2 separate regions of the Mus musculus genome follow, and region 2 is linked to region 1. Evidence: chromatin loops called from intact Hi-C (ENCODE). Cell type or tissue: left cerebral cortex. All regions are shown on one strand. Each heading gives the region's core, and the rest is flanking DNA. Links, peaks and the distances in the headings are about the cores only.

What was found. A loop is a pair of places that touch in the nucleus more often than their neighbours do. Peaks named below come from ENCODE experiments on the same cell type or tissue, not always from the same donor. Only the 100,000 strongest peaks of a DNase experiment are listed, where the experiment ranks them.
Region 2: a loop joins it to region 1, with 14 times the contacts of the local background. A loop is called at or near these places in 13 of 42 quality-filtered maps.

The regions. Positions count from the first base shown.
Region 1 is chr15:52,502,002-52,509,862 of GRCm38, reverse strand. No RefSeq gene overlaps it. Among named protein-coding and RNA genes, the nearest start is that of Gm23267, 6.3 kb to the right of the region's middle. In left cerebral cortex, for the core only: a CTCF peak has its summit at 4,252 (motif pointing left); a DNase peak (open chromatin) is centred at 4,265.
Region 2 is chr15:53,777,754-53,785,614 of GRCm38, reverse strand. All of the region lies in intron 2 of Samd12 (sterile alpha motif domain containing 12), which reads left to right. Among named protein-coding and RNA genes, the nearest start is that of Samd12, 120 kb to the left of the region's middle. In left cerebral cortex, for the core only: no CTCF peak of the experiment used is centred there; a DNase peak (open chromatin) is centred at 3,157.

The sequences.
Region 1 (7,861 bases), core at 3,261-5,760:
CAAGTGAAACAAGAGCCACATCAGAACTCTTAAATCCTTCCCCAACCTTCTTGCTTTCTCCCTCCCGGACAAGGTGTGAAAAATATCTAAGAAAATTCCCCTACCCTACAAGGCAGGCATCTGACAGCTTCCAGAACGCTAACCTGAATCTCAGGTATTATTGGCACATTCTTTAATTTGTCCTCGGGGATGTATATAATTAAAGGTTATGAAATTTGGGCAATTATCCAGGCTCTTTCTTCCTAATGGCAGACAGCAAATATTAAAACGGTGCTCGGCATTCACCGCTGCCAGCAGCAGCCGTGTTCTTTTTCGCACGGATCACATTCTTTCATTCCACACTTAATTGGGAATGAAAAAGGTCTTTCATGCTCCTGTTCACCTCTCTGCCTTTTTTTTTTCCACCTCCCTCTCTATTTCTTGAGGGAGGCCTGTGAGGCGTACAATCTTATTCTGTGTCCGCCATTGGTTCGGTGCTGGCTACCGCTTTCCTATCACTTAGCACACCGAGGTTTTCCATTCAAGGGCATGTGGGGATGAGCAAGCCTGTTCTAGGTCCTTTTGATTTGCTTTTAGAGAGATCCTTTGGAAAGTCTGGCTTTGGGGGTTTATTTTTAGAGGCGGTGAGACCCAGACTTCATCGTGCCTTGTAGATCTTACTTGATTCTGCAGCGAGGCTCGGCCCCCACCCTCCTCAAGTACCAACCTATAGCACGGACAAGCTTGTAAGCTTCTAAACCACAGGAGGACGATTCTGATCCTTTCATCACCTGGTCCCAGCGGGGTTTCTCTAACTCATCAAAGGTGAAAGACAGAGAGCGACTGACATGGACAACTGGACCAATATCTATTTGTAGTCCTTTTTTTTTCTTTTTTATTATTATTAAGCTGATGATGGCTTAATAACCCATGACCTTTCTGTCATTCTATTGTTGCCCTGGTGGGATGGGATATGTTGTCTCTCTTTCACAGATAAGGCAAAGGACACTCAGGCTGAATGGACCACACAGTAAGGGATGTGAGCTGAGAGTCAAGCCCAGTGACTTGAATGGAATGTGTATGCTCCATCAACCGAAAGATGACAGACTGCAGCAGCTGACATTTCCAGTAATGACCCAGAAGGGATTTTTTTTTCTCCTTATTAAGCATAGCAGGGTTGAAACGTACTCTTCTTGACTCTGATGTGCCAGATGAATGGTTATTTTTTTTTTTTTAAATAACAGGTTTCACCCTGCTCTGAAAATCTCCTTTCTGACTATGATAATGGGATATGCTCAAGGGGTTCTGTGGAGTGTAATACGGGAGAGGATAGTTGACAAAAATAACTTCACCTCTTTTTGCTTAAGATTCTCTGGTGACTATATACACATGCATGCGCACATATGTACATGCATGTGGTATGTATGAGAATATGCTGATGATCTGTGTTGAGCAATCAGCTTTCTGGGTGATGTAAGATCTTCTACTTGTAGCTTCTTCCAATTTCCATGGTGCAAACTCACTTCTTGTGACTTAATTACTCACCAACATAATAATAAATGTGGGGTCAAGATGAGATGCACAAAATAATCGTTTCCTGACACGATACAGCAGCCCCATCAGCATTCTGGACACAGGTATAAAATGGAGTTCCTTGGCAGGATAGTGTTGTTCACCCAGGGACTTGTACTTGATCCTTCTGAAGATACACCTCTGTGCAGGTATGGCCCAAGAAACTTCAGATCGATCTGCAGAGGAATCTCATTGCTAAGGGCAGTGGTTCCTTATGCTCATCTGTAGACTCCTCTAAGTGGTCCCCAGTCCTTTATCAGTGCTGCCTGATTCTATATCAGTGTCCTCAAAATGCCAGCAGATGAAGTATCTGTTTAATAATAAACTGGTTTCCATTACAGACAACTGGGCATCTTGTCCACATCTTAGACTTTAAGGGCCTGACCTTCCACACCCTCATTTCTCACTGTCTTGTTCACCAGCTCTTTCCAGACATCTCTCACTCATCTTTCATGAGCCACAGTCTGTGAGGCATCCTTGGGCTTTCTCTAAACCACTGCCCTTCTGTATCACATCAGTATGGCACCATCTGGATTGTAAAGTTATTCTGGATGGGTTTTATTAACCCCAAATTTAAGAACATGGAATACATGACAAGCAGCTTGGAAATCCATGTTAACTGCATCCCAGAATTTAAACACCAATGCCAAAGGTGTCCAGAAAATAAAAGTGAAACCATGCATACTTGACACCTTACCTATAATTGCTTGACTAGTCTCAACCTCTTTCCGTGACACACATCACTCCTGTGTTATATTTTGGTTCCTGGCCTGTTCTTTGCTGTTCCTGCTGGCAATTCTCCACTGCCAGCAGGATTCTGAATTCTTGGGGGTTTGTTTGTTTGTTTGTTTTTCTGAAATGGCAGAGCACTTTCTTTTAAACTACTGAGTTTTACATCAATTTCATGCTGGAACACACAGCCTGGTAAAAGACTTCTAAACCGTACTGTCTCTGAATGGAGTGCTGTTATAGCTTTCATGGGAATGAAAGCATTTGCATTAATACGCTGGCTAAAATATTTCTCCAGAAGTGAAAATCGAATCCTCCCTCAAAACACAAGAATTTTCAAGTGTGCACGTATTTAAATAATTTTCTACTAGTTGGACCAAATTTAGGAGAGAAGAAAAAAAAAAAAAAAAAATCTGTGGTGGAGAGTGACAGATCCTGTCTTTCTTCAAGAACGTCGGTAGGGGGAGCTCGTGCTTCGTCATGGAACCTGAAGCCAGGCTCCCAGCAAATGCAGATAGCTTTCAAGTGAGGAAGAGAAGTTTGGGGTGTGAGAGAATAAAAGGAAGGAGAAGAAAAAAGAAAGGAAAGAAAAAAATCCTGAACTTATATTTTTTTATCTAGTATTATCACTATGGTTCATCAAGCTTTGAAAAATGGGAAATGTGTGCTGTCTAGAACAAACTATCAAACTTGCCGGCCTGCCCCACCCTCAGAATACTTTTTCTTTGTCGCCTAGGGTAGCATGGTTTGTAACGAAGGTATAGATTTTCTCTTGTGTGGGAGAAGCTGGCTTCTCTGACCTTACCCAGCGAAGGTGTCGATGCTGATCTGATACCTTTAATCAAATGTGTCTGTAGAGAGAAGTTACGTGACCGGGAGACACAGCAGAGCTGGCTGTGGAAGTTTTGCTGCTGAAGAGGAGATGGAGGGAAGGCAAGAGACCTTTCTCTCGGGTTTGGCTGTGGGAAGGGAAGCACGGTGCAATGCGCTAGATTGTTGGAAGTGTGTGGACTCATCATGTTAGTTTGTCTACATAAAATGTGCCTTTTGCATATCTGTGTTCTGATTCGATGATTGAGGCCAGCTGGAAACCCATAATAGAAATTCAGGCCATTGGACTATCTCTAGACGTCCCCCCCCCCCACCCATTCCCACCTCTAAAAAGCGTGAGCTCACCCCAAACATGAGAAAAAATTTTTGAGAGGAAAGCCGTCATTGTTCTTTCCTAGATATCTTGAAATAAAAAGAAAGTTTTTTCCATGAAAATGGCTTGCTGTGCGATTTTTCTCTGGGAAGTGATCACTTCATATTTAATATTTAACTGAAATTAGAATTACAACAGGATTGCTCATTTTCTTTATTTCTGAAATTCATTTTAAAATAGTCTGCTCATTTAGTGTAGACTTTTTTGGCAAAATAATATAGAAAAACCCGGCATATTCTTCCTCGTATGGACAATCTAGCCAATGATGAATGATTCGTGAAAACAAATGTGGTTGTGGGTACATTATATGCACAGGGGAGAACGAGAAGGCTAAATAGTATAGGTGAGGAAGGACTGAATGCAGGCAATGAATAGTTTAACTTTGTTACAGATTTTTATCTTTGGTGATAAAAGTTTAAAAAGTGTTTAAATTTTATTTTAAAAAACAGTGAAATCATAAAATTCACAGGGGATTCCCTCCATAGATTGTGTTTTGATTGGTTACTATAATGTATAGAAAGAAGTTTATTAAGTTTTATACTCTTTAGATCTGGTTAATTTATGCTTTTTTTTTGAACTTTTTATAATAAACTTTAAAATACCGTTTAAAACTATGATGATGTAAAAGAGGCATGAAGGGCTCTGCCTTTACTGTTTTGGTTTGGTTTTTAACTGTATTTTGGTTTTTTGTTTGTTTTGTTTGCCTGCGGAGCATCTGCACCTCAGACCCTACCCAGTGTAGGTTAACTGTTGGAGAGTGATGCCATCTTGTGGTCAGACTAGAAATTAAGTCTAAATATTAAGAGCAAACAAAACAGCCGGTATTTGAAAGGTTCAGTGGTACCAAATGCATAAGAAGAACCCGTTAAGTTTGGGTCTCTCTCTCCTAACCGTAGACTCTCTTATACAGAGCCTCCTATCGGGAGCACTTGGAACCCTTACGTTGACACACTGAGCTCAGCCTATCTTTTCGATTTGTTCTTTGCACTCTAAGTGAATAAATTTGAAGCTAGGTGACTTGTCTTTGATCAGTAAATAATATTTTTCTTAATAACTCCAAATAAAGAGAGATAAATCAGTATTTACTGCCATTTTAAACCGTAATATGGAGAATACAAATGCACCCTGTCATTTGGAAAGCTGAGACACAGGAGATGACTCAGGGTCAGATGAAACTCATTAGAATCCCAGTTCAGCTACTTACCAGCTGCATGCATCTGAATAAATTATAAAATAATGTGAATTTTGGTCTGTAAAACTAGAGCAATATTCCAATCACGGAAGGTCTCTGTGATGATTAGAGGGGATGATGTGAATGAAATATTTGCCAGTTCTTTATTACTAGGAGAAAATAAATCCTCTTCAGTTATTGGATGCTCAGTGGCGTGTCGGTTCCTAACAGACCAGGGTCCTGCAGGAAGCTCAGACACTCTTTATCTCCCATGAGAATCTTCACAGAACACAAATGGCATTTACTGTTAGTCCAAGTTGTGGAAATCATTTTGCATTCTAAATATGGGATGGGAAATTCGTCTGCAGATCTGATGCAATCCCCATCAAATTCCTGATAACATTCTTTTTTTATTATTATTACGTATTTTCCTCAATTACATTTCCAATGCTATCCCAAAAGTCCCCCCCCCCTCCCCTACCTACCCATTCCCATTTTTTGGCCCTGGTGTTCCCCTGTACTGGAGCATATAAAGTTTGCCTGTCCAATGGGCCTCTCTTTCCAGTGATGGCTGACTAGGCCATCTTTTGATACATATGCAGCTAGAGTCAAGAGCTCTGGGGTACTGGTTAGTTCATAATGTTGCACCTGCAGGGTTGCAGATCTCTTTAGCTCCTTGGATACTTTCTCTAGCTCCTCCATTGGGGGCCCTGTGATCCATCCAATAGTTGACTGTGAGCATCCACTTCTGTGTTTGCTAGGCCCCGGCCTAGTCTCACAAGAGACAGCTATATCATGGTCCTTGCAACAAACGCTTGCTAGTATATGCAATGGTGTCATCGTTTGGAGGCTGATTATGGGATGGATCCCTGATAACATTCTTCACAGGACTAAATAACAGATGGAATCCTAAAATTGACACAGAGATACAAAATAGCACGAGGAACCAAACCCACCCTCAGCAGAAAGCAATACTGGAGTCACTACAATACATGAACTCAAATCACACTGCAGAGCCAGAGTAACAAAGAGAGCGGGGTCCTGGCACAGAGACAAACATGTGCTGTGCGGCAATGAAATAAAGCAGAAGAACCAGAAGCAAACCATAGCTATCCCCACCTCATTCTGGAAAAGGTGTCAGAAGCGCAGATCGCATAAAGGACGCTTTCATTATTCTGTGCTCTGGGGAAACTGGCTTTCACACGAGAAGAATGGAACTAAGCCATTCCCCTCACACAGCTCAAAACAAAAACAAACAAAAAAACAAGACAACAAAAACAAACTCAAAAGTAGATTAAAGAACTGAATTCGGGATTTGAAACTCTGAAACAATGGCAAGAAGAAAATACAGGTGAAATAATTCCAAGTCGGGGCCTGGGCAGACACTCTCTAGACAGGAATGGTACGGAACGGGGGTAATGTCAAGAATGACAAACAGGTTTATAGGAAATTAAGATTCCACACAGCAAAGGAAGCCACTACTCAAGCAGAGAGTAAGCCTATATCGTTTCCAACTACGCATCAAACATGGTATTGACATGCAGGGTTTATAAAGAACTACAAAATATATACACCAAACCCCATGTCAGCCAGACTCCTGTCTGATGCTTAAACGAGTGAATGAGAGTTGAATGAGCAAAAGTATAATTTTTATATAGATTCTTTACTGTTTATTTATTGCATTGCTGGTAAAAACTGGCATGATTGTTCCATAATTTAGACTTTTAGACAACCGCCTAATCACACTTGAGTACTGAAACCTGAGTCTGTGTTTGCCCAGTGTGATAGTTTGTACATGCTTGGCCCAGAGAGTGGCCCTTTTAGAAGGTGTTGCCTTGTTGGAGTAGGGCACTGTGGGCATGGGCTTAAGACCCTCATACTAGCTGCCTATAAGTCAGTTTTCCACTAGCAGCCTTCAAATGAAGACGTAGAACTCTCAGCTCCTCCCGTATCGTGCCTGTCTAAATGCTGCCATGCTGCCACCTTGATGATAATGGACTGAACCTCTGAACCAGTAAGCCATCCCCAATTAAATGCTGTCCTTTATAAGACTTGCCTTGGTCATGGTGTCTGTTCACAGCAGTAAAACCCTAACTAAGACACTTAGCTACTCATTTCCTACCGGTGCTACATTTTAACCCTTTCCCCACTTCAGCTCTAGTCTACTATGGTCTGAGCAGATTTTTAGTAAGTAAGTTCAAACCCTATAAGAACACCAACCCCATGTTTTCGGGGCTCTCAAAGACTGCACACAAGCTGCTCTAAAAATCTTGGTAGAAGGCAAGGAAGCTGCTGTCTGGCTTGTGCTGCACCCAAAGCTTCAACAACATGCACAATATGGGCACACATTCATCTTGTGTTTCTTGAACCTCTTTTTGAAACTAGACTGGTATTGACCATCTAGCAGATGGCAAGATTCAATTGACACGGGGCTATTGATGTCAATTTCAACTTGCAGAAATACGAATACAATCAATAAAAACTCATTGACTGGGCAATGTTTGCCTGCTTACAATAAAAAGTAATAATATAATTTGTGTGTGTGTGCACTTATACACCAGTGAGGCATGCACACGTGCAGCAGACGGCAGTGGGAGGGAATTTAAGTCTCCTGCAAGGTTTCTGGCAGCTCGGAGACTTAGTTTTTTAATGGTTTGTAGTCGCAGACACAGAAATCAGGAGAATGAAAGTTTCCACGGCTTTTACAGAAACAAGATTGGATCAGTTCTCCAAGTTCAAGTAGAAGCTTAATTAGAGGTTTTTGTTTGTTTTTGTTTATTTCTTAAACTCTTAGAAAGAGCTATCAGCAGAATATGTTTTCCTCTTTGTGAGTTTTAAGATCGGAGTATGGTCTCTTAAAAAAAGAATTCGGCAATGTTTCTTCTGTTTCTATTTTGTAGAATAATTTGAAAAGTATTGGGATTAACTCTTCTTTTAAAGTTTAGTAGAATTCTGCAATAAAACCATCTGGCCCTGGGCTTTTTATGGCTGGGAGATTTTTAATTACTACTTCTATTTCACTAGGAGCAATAGATTTATTTAAATTGCTTATCTGAACTTGCCTTGACTTTGGTATATATTGAGAAAATTGCCCATTTCCTTTAGATCTTGCAGTTTACAGTGACCTTATCATTCTCTGCATTTCCTCAGTGTCTGTTCTTAGGCGTCCCTTCATCTCTAACTTTATTAATTTGGATATTCTCTGT
Region 2 (7,861 bases), core at 2,009-4,508, 1.3 Mb before region 1:
GGTAATCTTGGCGTTCTCCCTCCTGCCTCTAGGTGGCGCTTGGTTTCTGATTAATGTCTAGCCTCAAAGCATTTTCTCCTGAGTTCCTCAGAAACTAAGAGAAGGCATCGTCTTGCAAACATGGTGTTATATCTCTGCGAGCTTTGTTTCATGATAATGAAGCTTTCTTGGCAGTTTTCTATTGTCAAGTAAGAGTATGTTATAGGTGTGTTCATGGCTGGGCTGCTGTGCCCCATGGCACACACCTATAACCTCAGCACTCTGGAGGCTGTGTCAGGAGGATTGGTGAACCTTATGCCCTGAGCTGCACATTGAAATGTTATTTCATTGGGAAGAAATGGATAAAACTACAAGTAAATGATATATGTAATGCTGGCTCCTGAGAAGTGAGCACATATCAGCATTTCATAAAGTTTGTTAAATGAACAAACCACCCTAACACTTTCTATCAAAGAACTTGCCTCATTAAAGGCTCGCTCCCAGTCCCAGGAGTAATCACCAAGGGCTCTTAATTTTCCTTTATGATGCAGTATTGGGAGTAGAGCTTATTTTCTGGTATGAAACCAAACTGCAATGCATGATACATTTCCTCTGACTCCACACAGACAGCCTTAATGGATTTGTTTTAAATTGTTGTTTGTAAAACGAAAGCAAACTCCAAATAATTATATGAAATTGTTTTTTAATGTTTGCATAATTTTTTCATCATTAAAAGCCACCAGCCTCTTTAATATTGAGGCACAATCAACCATTGGACATAAAAAAATCATTACCTTGACGCTTTTAATATCTCTGCCTCGTACATGGATACAGACTCTCTCCTTTTCTGCACTGCGTGGTTATTTATAGTGCTTGACACCGTGGTGCCTTATTCTGGAAAATGCATTGTTTGGGCTCAAACTTTAATATGCAGATTGAAGGGATACAGGAAAATCTTTATTCTGACACTCTGAATACCAACCTGTGTGTTTGTCTTATTGCCGAGAAAAGACTAAAGTTATTCTCTTCTTATAATTTTGCAGACCCTGGCTACTCTCACCTCTTCTTTCCATTTCCAAAGTTGTTGCATCTATCGACTATGCATCTATGTTGGGAAAGCCTACAGAATCTGTTTACTAGGATGGTTTTACAGCCATCTTTCAGAATCACAGAGGTGGCTGAGATGTTCAGTAGGTACTTGCTTTGAATGTAATTGTGCCTGTCTTATTCACCCTGGATCTGAATGAAAATGTCCTCTTCAGTATCTTTGAAATTGGAATACACAGGAGACCACTAGTGCTTTAACTTTTCCGGCTTTTGCAACACTCATGAGAAATAAACGCCCTTCCTCTCATGTCTGCTTCCCTGACACCTAACCTGAGATTGGGAGACAGGCTGCTTGGTAGTTGTAAATGCTTGTTTTCATCTCTGCAAGTCAGGGCATTCATCAGCAAAACAATATGCAAAAAGAAAACACTAATGCTAATGTGCATTTGTCTCGCATTAGCCACAATTACGTATTCATCAAACAGTCTCACTGGTCTCATGAATTGACTGGCTTTATAATAAAGGGATGTTATAAATGTGAACTTATATTTATTTATATATTCAGGATAATGAAAGATTCTTTTTGGCTGCTATAATAAAATTCTTATAAGATGAGGTTTTAAAGTAGTCCCCTAATAAATAAACTAATGAGCTAGTTTAAAGTGATCTGCATGCCAACAGCCTCGAAGCTTGTTAGAAATGCATCAGCCTGGTACTTACTCCTGTTTTCTCTGGTCCAGAGATTGATCTGAACTCCTCATTCTTTTTCAGTTTCAAATGAGTGACTTCTGTTAGGCATGTAGCAGATAAAGGACAAATAGCAAAAGGCAGATAGGGAGGAAGAACATCATCAAATCAGGTGCTTACAGCATCCAGAGATGATTGGAATTGCCTTGTTGAGAAAGCAAACAAAGGTAGCATATCAACTTACAAACAACTTCCAGCAGAAACTCCCTAGGGAAGAGACAGTCAAGCTGGAGTTCCCAGTTCAAAGTCTCTCCATGATGATCTTATGATTTTCTGCTGTCACTGTAGACACTGAAAAAAAAAAGCATTTATTCATTAACTTCTTTGTGTATAAGTGTATGTGCACCTATGTGTTTAGATGGGTGCCTTCCATGTTTGCGCAGACCAGAACAAAGCTTCAAATACCTTCCTTGGTCTCCCTCTGCTTATTCCTTTGAGAAATAGTCTCTCCTCAAATGTGGGACTCAAGTGTTCTTCACTAATCTGTTAGACAAAATGCCTGAGCAATCAATCTCTCCTGTCTCCAACTTTCCTCAGAACAGTGGCTACAGGTATGTACTAGATATAACCAATGAGCTATCTCTCCAGTCTTCAATGTAGGCATCTTATATCATATAATAATTAATAGTAATCTCTGATAGAAAGTAATTTTTCTGGCTAGTTGTTCTCAAGGACACATTATTACTACTCGTGGATAGTTTTCTAAAACTAGAAAGTAATCTTTCTCCTTATTGCAGGGATAGGCGCCAGCCCATCCCCCAGACAAGGGCCCTAGAGGACACTTTGATACAAACATGCTTGGGTGTCTTATCTACCCCACATTCACAACTGGATTCCTAGTAAGTACAAATAGCTTGTGACTACTTACCAATACATGGTGTACTACAGCTCTCACCTGCTGAATCTCAACAAGCATTTTTAAAGAGGTTATCTGTATCCATGTAAACATTTGAGAGGTATAACACTGGTCCCAGCATGAAATTGGCATAAAATTGTGGAAGCAAGCCATTCTGACATATGAACACTTAAATAAACATGCTTTCTAGCTACCACTCACGGAGCTGGAGTCCAAGCTGGAGAGAGTCTCAGGCCACATCCAGGAAATGATTTTAATAAATCTTCTGAAGGCCAGAAATTTATAGTTTTTAAATGTTTAATTATGATTTACTGAGAAATAAAAACAGTGCAATATTTGTAGTATACACTGCATTTTAAATTAAGTATATGTTGTAGCCTGACTGAATTAAGCTAATTAACATATATACTTCTGTATTTGCTTTTTTTTCTGTGCGTGATGAGGATACTTAAGATATATTTAAGCCTTTCTATGTTTTGGAATGTTTCCCAGGCTAGTTTTGTAAGAAGCAAGATTTTGGAAGAATTGGACATGAGACTGACAGCTCTAGAAACTGCAGTTTAGAAAGAGTAGGCAAAGGGAAACTTCAGATTATAAAAAGAGTTCATGCAAGATTGGCTGCAAAATACACAATACTAGTCAGCTGGAAGCTTTTTAAGGAGGGCCATTGAAAATGAAAAAAAAAAAAAATGAGGCCCTCACTCCACCCTGCATCTGATTGTAGTGTGGACAAAGTTATGTAGAAATCCAGTAAGGCTCCAAGGCTCTACTGACCATAGAGGCAGGAGTCAGGAATGGGCTCCCAGTAAGCACATTCCTGTGTTCAGAATACTACCTTAATCCAACGCAAGAACTATTTCTGTAGAAAGAAATGAGAGAGAGACAGAGAGACACAGAGAGAGACAGAGACAGAGACAGAGACAGAGAGAGAGAGACAGAGACAGAGAAGGTGGAGAAGTCCAATGTCCAATGACAAGCACAGCGTTGGAAGACATGGTATGTTTCTTGGGGCTAAATTCAACATCTACTCTGACATGAGTAGCAAAGAGAAGACAAGAAAGGCTCCCAGTAAACTGTGGTAAGGGCAGTTTTCTGTGGCTGCTGGCTGCACCTGACCACTTTCTTGATTATCTTGAGACTCTGAGGTGGAGGAGGTCAAATCCTTTTAAGTTTTTCATTACTGAAGGAAGGGATATTTGAAGTTCTTAGATTTCATCTTGATAGTGCAGAAGGCTTTGGCCAAGATTCACAAATTGTTCTTTTATCCACAGGGATCATTTAGCAGATTCCAATTTTCAAGTTTTTCTCTAGTTCCTCCAGACAATGTCCTCTTGGAACACATGCAAGTTATATCCAGCACTGCGTTTCTAAGGTGTTTATGGATGTTCACTTATAAGCACACCAGAGAAGCTGCAGGACCACTATTGAAAATAGGAATGAAGTATATTAGTGTAATATGATTTTGGTTTGAAAGATCAAGTGACTTAGTGGGCATGTGGCTAATATTGGAGCTTGAAATCAATCAATTTCTACTTGTATGTTAAAGTAGACCACTGGTAATCATTGGTTGTAGGTAACTAACATTTCTCCTCCTTTTCTTCTGGGCTCCTAGAGCCAGAACTTTCTGATCTCCTATTGGCTGGGTGATTCTAGCTAATTAGCTGTAAGTGAAGGGGATGTGTGGCTGAATGCTCTGGCTTTCAGGTAGAGGCTAACCTAACGAGTCTTTCCTTTGTCCGTGTTAATCACTGAAACCTGTATCAAGATGTGCCTCTGCCTCTCTGAGACCATGAGTTAACTACGTGTCTATATTAGTTACTCTTCTCTTTGCTGTGTCAAAGATGATGTGAAGAAGAAAAGGATTACTGTGGCTTCAGGTGTCAGGAAGCACAGTCCACGTTGGCAGTGATGCCTGATGTTTGTGCTCTTTCGTTGGCTGCCTGACTTCTGGTTTATTCACATGGTTGTCAACCATGAAGGACAAGTAAGACCAGAAGCAGGGCTGGACCGTATCCTCTATCTATATCTAGTAGCCTATATCTATGATCTAAGCTCAACATCGCCAAAGTTCTACAACACACTCACACAGCACTATCCGCAGCCAAGGATGTCTAAGAACATGAGCCTGTCGGGGGCATTTCTTTCAAATCAAGACATGTACTCTGGTCAACAAATAAAATCAATTTAATATTAAATCATACTAAAATCTGGGCATTAATACTGCAGGATAATCTAACATACACTGGCAGGTACACATTCTTACCTGGTTAAGCACCAGAGAGTGTGAGAATGGAGAATGAATTTAGCAGGTCACTGAGCATCTGTGATAAGCATTTTCCATATCCCATGATGCACTTCTCTTTGAGAAATTGCATTGTGTTTATCTTTCACCTATTTATGTTTATAGTTTCTCTTACATGTATAACAACATCTATACTTACTGAATGAATAAAATCTATAACTCTGAACTCTGCGGATACGTTCCTTTCTGTTACGACATATTTTAGCAATATTATTGCTATTTCTAATGTTATTCATATTTCCTATGCTTTTCTGTCTCCTGCCAAGGAGTTTTAAACATAAACACTAACTTTTCTAAGATGCAAAGCTTGGGTAATATATGTGTGTGTTATTATAAAACTGGAAGCATGGGTTTCAGAGGAGAGCGGAAGAGACGATACAGTGACATTAGTATAAATTCAGGGCAGTAGATCTCCCAGTTTGATTTGCTGGCATGCCTGGAGCCATTCACGGACCTTTAGGAGCATTGTAAAGTAGTAAATGTTACAGGCATAACATGCCTATCGAGCAGATCTTAAATGTATTAGTGTACACTGTTTTATTTTATTTTATATTTCATTGTGAACACTATGTCATTCTCCTTTTTCTTTTATGTACCATACTAATGAGCCTGTCTTCAAGGAAATAGCATATTGTGCTTTATACAGGGTCTTTAAGTGGAGACTGTGGGGTCATTGAAAAGAATAAATGGATTTCAAATACCTTTCTTTAAAGCAAATATGCTTTGTCTCAGCTTTACTCATAAGCCTGTGGGCCCTGAGAAAGACTTATGTGTATATGGTGATAGTTCCTTCTATAGCATAGTCTCTGCCTTATTTCAGTTTATCAGGTACTACTTTCTATTCTTTTCAATTCACACTGTGATTCTTTTGTTGCTAGTGTGTATATGTGTTCTATGTATATATATATATATATATATATACATGTGTGTGTTATATATGTTATATATATACATATATATATACATATACATATGTAGTACATGTGTGTTACATAGTGTGTGTGTGTGTGTGTGTGTGTGTGTGTGTGTGCCCACCCATGTGCATATGGAGGACAGAGGTCATTATCAGATCAGATGACTTCTATTGTTTTCCATCTTAATTTTTGAGACACGTTCTCTCACTAAGCTTACATAGCACAAACTTGCAGGTTAGCTGACCGATGAGCTTCAGGGATTCAAAATTACCCCAGGGCTGAGGGTTTGCAAATGTGAGTGCTGTGATTGCTTTTCATCCATAAAAATGATCGAAATGCAGGTTCCTGTGCTTGCATGGCAAAGAATTTACCAACTGAGCCATCCTATTTCTGTTTCCCTTTTTTAATTGTTTCATATTCTATAGATGGTTTCATCATTTTTTTCATTATTAACTCTTAAGTAAGTTCTATTGAAATCCCTGACATTTTAGATCTCCTTAGTACTTTCTATCTGCTTTCTTCTATTGATCTCCATGTTTGACAACATTTATATCCTTTATTAAATATGTTATCAAAATAGCACATTGTTCACAAATGTTTGTGATTGTTAGCATTCTTCTGTATTCATAAGGCTAGTAAGAAGAAATATTCTGAGAAGCGATCATCTACTGTGAGCCCCTTAACACACAAATTGTATTATTTAGTAATAAAATCTCACAACTTCATATTAATAGTAGCTAACATTTAGCATCTGTGTATGGCATATTCCGTGATATTCTGCACATACTATCTCATTTGATTTTTCCTAGATCCCCAAAGGAGATTGTTATTGTTAAATCCATTGTACAGACAGAGAAATGGATATGGAGTGGGATTAATAAGAATCTACAGTATGCCCAAGCAATCAGAAACAGGTCTTTTTTTCTCTAAATTACAAATTTAACTGCAAGCAAGAGAAAGCGAAGTAAAGGCATTGCATTGATAACTGAGCAGAAACATTGCATGTCTTCTGAAACTATCTTCCCATCCATGTCAGAATACACTGACTTGCCGATTTTCACCTTCGTGGTTAATATACATTTATTTATTAGTTGGAGCGATCAAGTGCTAATCACACCCAGATGAATTTATATGGAGTGCATGGATGTATTTGGATATTTCTGGATGGAGAGTGTACATGAATATCATGATGCCGCACTTCCTCTGAGGCTGGACGTTTGCTGTTCTCACGTCCTGTGCTGTGCTTATGTTGAAGATCCCTGTGGTTGGGACATACATCTTTCTACAAAGGGTTGGCTCATCTACATAGTGGTCCTTTTCTAGCGTGGTGCACCCTTGACCAAGCTCACCCTTCATGATTTCTCATCTTCTACCAGAAAGACTGATCACAAAGAGTGTTTCCTGAAGGACCCATAAAATGACAGCCATTCATGCCATGTGCTTTCAGAGGACTACTTCTTGAGATTCTTAGAACTTCATAACATACAGACTGCCATATTTTATTCTATGGATACGGATACTGAGCTTAGTTAAGGCTTTGTAACTGCTTATGATAGTGTGGGTGGGACATTATAGAACTGCATAAGCCAAGTATTGGGGAGTCAATGGAAAACATTTGCCAGACCCTCATCATTTGCACTTGGTGTGAGACACAGCTGCACACTCAGTGGAGGGAAATGGATTGGACTTTACAATCATGTAGAGGAACATTTACACAAGGTATTAGAAAGATGAGTAGGCAAAGTTTGTTGCGGATAGATTGGCCAACTCCTTAGGAGAACCTGAAGACAAGGTCAAGACCTCTTGATTTACTAGCCATTGGCAAGAGAGATCCATTCTTAGAATAGAGGTTGCACTTGAGTATAGGTTTCAGGTCTTCAGTTGATAAATGCAACAAACAGTTATGAGTGGGATGCTCATTGAGGACCAAGGGGCTGCCTACATGGCTCTTATTTTTCCTTCTACAGCTGGCATCCAATACCATTTCATAAAAGTACATGGCACACATGGTACCAC